2 separate regions of the Mus musculus genome follow, and region 2 is linked to region 1. A link is a contact called in ENCODE Hi-C or POLR2A ChIA-PET data. All regions are on one chromosome and are shown on one strand. The core of a region is the stretch at or near the end of the contact, and the rest is flanking DNA. Distances in the headings are between cores, read along the strand shown.

What was found. A loop is a pair of places that touch in the nucleus more often than their neighbours do. ChIA-PET counts read pairs that join two places held with the same protein, here RNA polymerase II (POLR2A).
Region 2: POLR2A ChIA-PET joins it to region 1 with 11 read pairs in embryonic stem cell. The contact joins the promoter of Aqr here to the promoter of Arhgap11a in region 1. A Hi-C loop is called at or near these places in 2 of 37 maps with a recorded cell type or tissue (T-helper 1 cell and T-helper 17 cell). POLR2A ChIA-PET finds 5 or more read pairs at or near these places in 3 of 5 experiments (Patski and embryonic stem cell).

The regions. Positions count from the first base shown.
Region 1 is chr2:113,847,390-113,850,401 of GRCm38, reverse strand. Arhgap11a (Rho GTPase activating protein 11A) reads left to right here and starts at 1,741. Exons shown (of 12, transcript NM_181416.3): 1 at 1,741-2,441. The coding sequence starts at 2,313.
Region 2 is chr2:114,173,708-114,176,676 of GRCm38, reverse strand. It overlaps Aqr (aquarius), which reads left to right and starts at 1,338. Exons shown (of 35, transcript NM_009702.3): 1 at 1,338-1,585. The coding sequence starts at 1,511.

The DNA of each region.
Region 1 (3,012 bases), core at 492-2,991:
GTGTTCAAATACCCTGAAACACTTCTGCTTCTCTGAAACCTCTTGGGCTGGGCCATCATCATCTACATTGCTCTCAGCACCATTGTGTTCCATGTTCCCAATAAGAAGACCCAGTAATATCCATTTCAAATGTTCAACTACCTTTCTAGTCCAAAGTCCTAACATCTACCATATTCCTATAACAGCATGGCCAAGCCTGTCACAATGATACCCTACTCCCTGGGACCAACTTCTGTTCCCAATTAGTTACTATCAGTGTGATGAAGCACTGACCAAAAGCAACATGGTGAAGAAAGAGATATTTAGCGTTATATATTCACATCACTGTCCATCATTGAAGGAAGCCAGGAAAGGAACTCAAACAGGACAGGAACCTGAAAGCAATAACTGATGCAGAGGCCATGGAGGAGTGCTACTTCCTGATTTACTCATTATAGCCTTCTCAAACTGATTTCTTACAAAACCGAAAACCACTTGCCCATGGATGGCACCACTCACAATGGGATGGGTCTTCCCCATCAATTACTTAGTAAGAAAATACCCTACAGCTGGAACGTGTGGCATTTTCCTCACTTGAGGTTCCCTCCCTTCAGATAATTTTAGCTTGTGTCAAGGTGACATAAAAACTATCCAGTGCATACATACATGGATGTAAATAGAAAGCACTATTTAATATTCAAAAGCTAACCTAAGCACCTTAAAAGGAATTCTTAGCCATCGAAGAACCAGAACAACGTGGCCTAGAGAAGGATATACACAACATAAGTTATTTTTATAGTTATGACTGAATGCATACACATTCTCTCTCTCTCTCTCTCTCTCTCTCTCTCTCTCTCTCTCTCATGTGTGTGTGTGTGTGAGAGAGAGAGAGAAAGAGAGAGAGAGAGAGAGAGAGAGAGAGAGAGAGAGAGAGAGAGAGAGAGAGAGTAGGATTACTGGTGTTTGGAAAAGGAAAGGCAGCTCTGGGAAACAAGAGGAGAAGGTGATGTCATGCATTTAAATCAGACAGCTGAGGTTTCAGTAATGGCAATGGCAAACAGGACTTCTGGTCCTTTAACCAAGTCCCACAGAGGTAAACTATTGCTGCAGCTGCCTCCTACAGCTCCGTATTCCTCCACTACTCTCTCGTGACAAGTCATCTTTGTTGTGCTTAATTACCTTAATTACCTTATGTAAGAAAATTTAATAATACCACCAGTCTCCCAAAGAAGGACCAATGGCTCACAGTTCCAATTCCCTTCTAAGACCTTGGGTCCGGGTCTCAAAAACAAAACAAAACAAACAACAACAACAACAACAACAAACGGCGTTTGTGATTCATAACTAAACTTGACTCCTCCCGCCTTCCGTAGAATCGGTTTTCCCTATGACGGGACCTTTAGCTTTAGTGGAGAAATGAAAGGGCGGAAGTGGGGGGAGGTTATGAGCTGTCTATTCGGATCTCCGAAGTATATTGTCCGAAGAGCAAAGCAAACATATTTGAACACGTTTTTGACATTTTTCTTCCAAAGAAATAGGCAAAGAGAAAGAGGAACTCACTCTCTTCACATTTCTTAACCCTGATCTCAACGCTCGCTGTGCTTTCGGCTTTGCCGGAACCTTTTAGACAGGCAGCTCCTGGCCACCCCAAAGGGTCCTCATTTTGAAAACAGGAGCGGGCCAATCGGATGCGGAGCGCTGTTTGGCGCTGGCATTTGAGCCACTGCTCAGGTGCGGTCGCGTCGGGTCTGATGTGTGCCGAGAAGGTGGGGCGCTGGCGGAGCCGAGTCACTAAGCTTTAGCGGGCCGGGGCCACAGGCAAGGCTGATGGGCTAGGGGAAAGGCTGCGTGTGAGACGGGGTGACGGCGGGGACCAGCCCGGGCAGGGACCGGGACTGGGGATCCCTGAGCAGCCGGCTGGCCCGGCTGGAGGGAGTAGCTTAAGGTTGCATTTCCATCTCAAGAAATCAGAGCGGGGAAGGCCACCCTGCGGGGAAGAGGATAAGTGGAAGTGTCCGGAAGCGAGAAACTAGCTGCAGGCGTTAGTCTGGGGAAACGGAAGAGTCAGAAAAAAGGGAAGTTTGTGGAAGTAACTGACAGGGCTGAGCGACCCGGAAAGAAGGCTGGTGGAAGTGAAACAAGAGTGAAGAGAGGCGCGAGAGAAGAAGGTCTGTGTAAGTGGATCGAGGGAAAGTGGAGGAAGAGTGCCAGAGGTGGCTGGAAGGCAGCGGAGCAGAGCGAGCCTGAGGGCGTTTGGCAAGTGGAAGAGTTGGTTGGTGGCAAAGAAAGTCAGGACCCGGAGTCGGCCTCGGAGAGTAGGCGACGTGTTCGGGATGTGGGATCAGAGACTGGTCAGATTGGCCCTGCTGCAGCAGCTTCGAGCTGTCTATGGCATTAAGGTCAAGGGTGGCCGCGGTCAGTGCGATCGCAGGAGACATGAAACTGCAGCTACGGAAATAAAGGTAAGTTACAACGTGTTGGGACAAGGGCATACCCATTTTATTCTGGATAAGAAAGACACGTGGTTAGAATGCAGTCTCGGTGGTGATGATCAGACGTGCCTCCCTATGTTGCCGTGGGTTTTTGTTTTGTTTTACAGTGCTAGGAATAGGATACCAGGCTCCCTACTTAAATACTGTGCCACCGATCTGGTAATCTGTCGTGTTTTAAACAAGCAGTATGTGGGGGAGGGGAACACACTATCCTGTCAGGCTGGGGTGGGCAGTCAGAACATTTCAAACGAATCATTAGGGAGACAGTCAGGCCAAGTTTAGAAATAGGCTTCATAGGATCCTTCTGTATCCAGCAATTTACGAAGAGGCCTGCTGCCCGACATTTTCGCAGTTTCTGATCTCTTTAGCAGAGTAGACATTACCCACCCAACATCAACATTTGTCCTTGACAAAACAAAGCTGTTTTTTTAACAAGCAAATTGAGAAACCAGAGTTGGTTGAAGTTTTTTGTTTTGTGTTGTTTTAATCACTCACTTTTGCTAAAGTCTCAGGATCCTCACCTCCACCCCCTGCTCCCCAG
Region 2 (2,969 bases), core at 89-2,588, 330 kb before region 1:
GTATGAGTTTGTAAATGGGATGGGTGTGCTAACCCAAGAATTATAAAATAAGTGACCAAATAAGAACCAGGCTAAAGTTTTAAACAGTTATTTCCCTAGTGAGGATAAAAGCATAAAACTCACAAGAAGTTGTGAGTTCAGCATCATGGACCATTGGAGGAACATGAATTACACCTATACTGTGATGTACCACATACGTAGTATGCCTAAAACAACTTTAAAAACTATCCATATTAAAAGTCGGTAAGGGAAAGAAGACAACACAAGTCTCAAATGTTAGCAAGGCACAACTGCTTTGGAAAGACAGACATTTCTTAAAATGGCAAACATACACCATTGAATGTGTTGCTTCAGAGGAAATGTATGTCTACATAATGACTTAGAATCGCCTGTAGAGGACTTTCTTGTAGTAGTCAGCAACTAGAAACAATCTAAACGCATATCAACATATTACTAAATTTATGGATTGTAGTATGTCTGAAAAGTTGGCTATTATTTAGCAATACAACTGAATCAGTGACTGATATGAACAACACAGATGCATCTCAAAATAATTTTGAGTGACCAAAAAAGAACATATTCTAAAATGTATGTAAAATAGTTTCTTTTTAAATTTTATTTTTACTTTTATTTCATGTGAATTGGTGTTTTGCGTGCATGTATGTCTGTGTGAGGGTGTCAGAGCCTCTGGACCTGGAGTTACAAACAATTGAGAGCTGCCATGTGGCTTCTGGGAATTGAACCCAGGTCATCTGGAAGAGCACCTGGTGCTCTTAACCGCTGATCAATCTCTCTTTTATTCCTCTGCAAATTTGCATAAAGTTTATATAAAATTCTGTAGTTAACAGTGACCCAGAGGATCCATGATAGTAGAAGACTGTGTGAGAAAAAGGGGTGATAGGTTGAAGGCAGAAGGACACATAGTAACTTTTAATGGCTTTGGGTAATCTCATTGCCATGATTCTGGTGATACAATAATAGATAGACAACTATTTCAAAGTGTATTAAGTTTTACACTTGGTTTATGTTTATTGTATGGCAATCAGTACTTCCAGGCAGTTTTTGAAGTCACACGGTGCCTCAAATTCTAAGAGTATGGGTTTTGCTTTTTACTATATTTTTCTTTAGCGTTCAAATAAAGTCGACATCCTATTCTTTCAACTCCCACCTTTATTAATCACATTCAACACATCTTTCAGCCCCCTCTCTCCCTATGACCCAATCCTACACGCTGTATGTTATCTTTCTTCCTTCCACTAGGGGGCAATAAAGAGACAGGTAAAGGCAGCCTACTTTCTAGCTCAAGCTTAACTCTTGCCTTGACTTCCGGGCCCACTAGTTCTGCTTCCGGGGAACGCCGGGACTTCTCAGGTTCCGGGAGGAACCGTGGGAGCCCAGCGTGTCTGTGCCGGGCGCTCTGGCACCTCGGGGCTGGGTCGCCGCCGCTGCTTGAAAGCTTTCGAGAGTCGCCGCTACGAGCCTCTGGTCAGCTTCAGTGGCGATCGCTGCGATGGCGGCTCCTGCGCAGCCCAAGAAAATCGTGGCCCCCACGGTGTCCCAGATCAACGCGGAGTTCGTCACTCAGGTGAGCCCCGGCGTGCCCGCTTGTGTAAGGAGGGATGCCGAGGACCTAAAGCCCGGGATTGGGATTGATTTTGATATCTTGTGTACGTGCAAGTTGCTAGTTAAACATTGGAAAAGCTGCAGTGAAAGAGGCCGCTCCTCGTTAGACCACAAAGCGTGCTTCTGAATTGTATTACTCTGACAAGACTCTGTCTACAAGTAGATCGCTCTATGGCAGTTAATTGTCATTATAACCTTTCATTTAGGAGACAACAGAGCCAATTCCGGGCCTGTAGCCTTTCACATCCTTGTTAATTCTTAGGAAATTATTGAGAGTGTAAGTGCGGGAAAATTTAAGCCCTCCCGCGCCTCTTCTGGCTCCGCAGATTTGTCAGGGCAGAAGCCTAGAAACTGTTTCCATTCGCTTAGCCCCAGCATGTCTACACAGTGTTTGTCTGTATTTCTGGACCTCTCTCGCCCAAAGATGCCTTCCCCACTAAGACTTGTTGATCTGTCATATTTCCTCTTGCCCTCCTGCAGCCTGTTCTTCAGATTGCTCCAGAGTGCTCACTGGTGCAAACCTGCTCACATTACTTGTCTTCCTACAGTGTCCCGTAAACAATTCTGATTGTCCCTGGGATAATGACTGGAATCTTTGAAAGTGCTGTGATCTGGCCTATGCTTTTACCCAAAGTGCCCTTCCTTTCTTCTTTCCTCCCTTCCTTTCTCTCTGTACCTGTCTGTCTGTCTCTCCCTCCTTTCCCCCCTAATTTTATGCTTTTATGGCTATAGCTGCGGTTACTTGAATATGCCATGGTAACTAAAAAGTGGATCCTGTTAACTTGGTTTTCTTTATTTTCATCCTTTTATACAATATTAGAGAGGCTATCCCGACTTCTTAACCGCATTAAAGCTAAATGCAGATAAGTACACAGTTTGAGAAAGAACACAAAAACAGTCCAGGCAAGTGCTGATACCTTAAAGTTTGAATGTAAAGAAAGAGCTAGAATGACAGGAACACATGAACCGAGAGGGAAAGTGCGGAGGAGAGATGGTGCCTGTCTTTCATTCCCAGCATGTGAGATGTGAAGACAGTGGGGAATGGAGTTCAAGGCTAGCCTTGTCTGTTTTGAGGCCAGCATAGGGTTCACAAGAAAGTTTTCACATTGTAGAAGGTCTCTTATAAAGTCTGCTGATTGTAAGATATTGAGCTGTAAATGAAAAGAACACACAGGTACCATCTTCTCTGTTTCACTTCAATGAGGATGAATAATCAGTGAAATGTTTATAATACAGAAATAGAAGAATATATTGAAACTGTTTACAACCTGAAAGATGGAAGCGTTAGTTGTCCGTTAGTGTTGCAGAAGCTTCTTGGAAGAAGAACACTTCAGACGTGGTTTCAT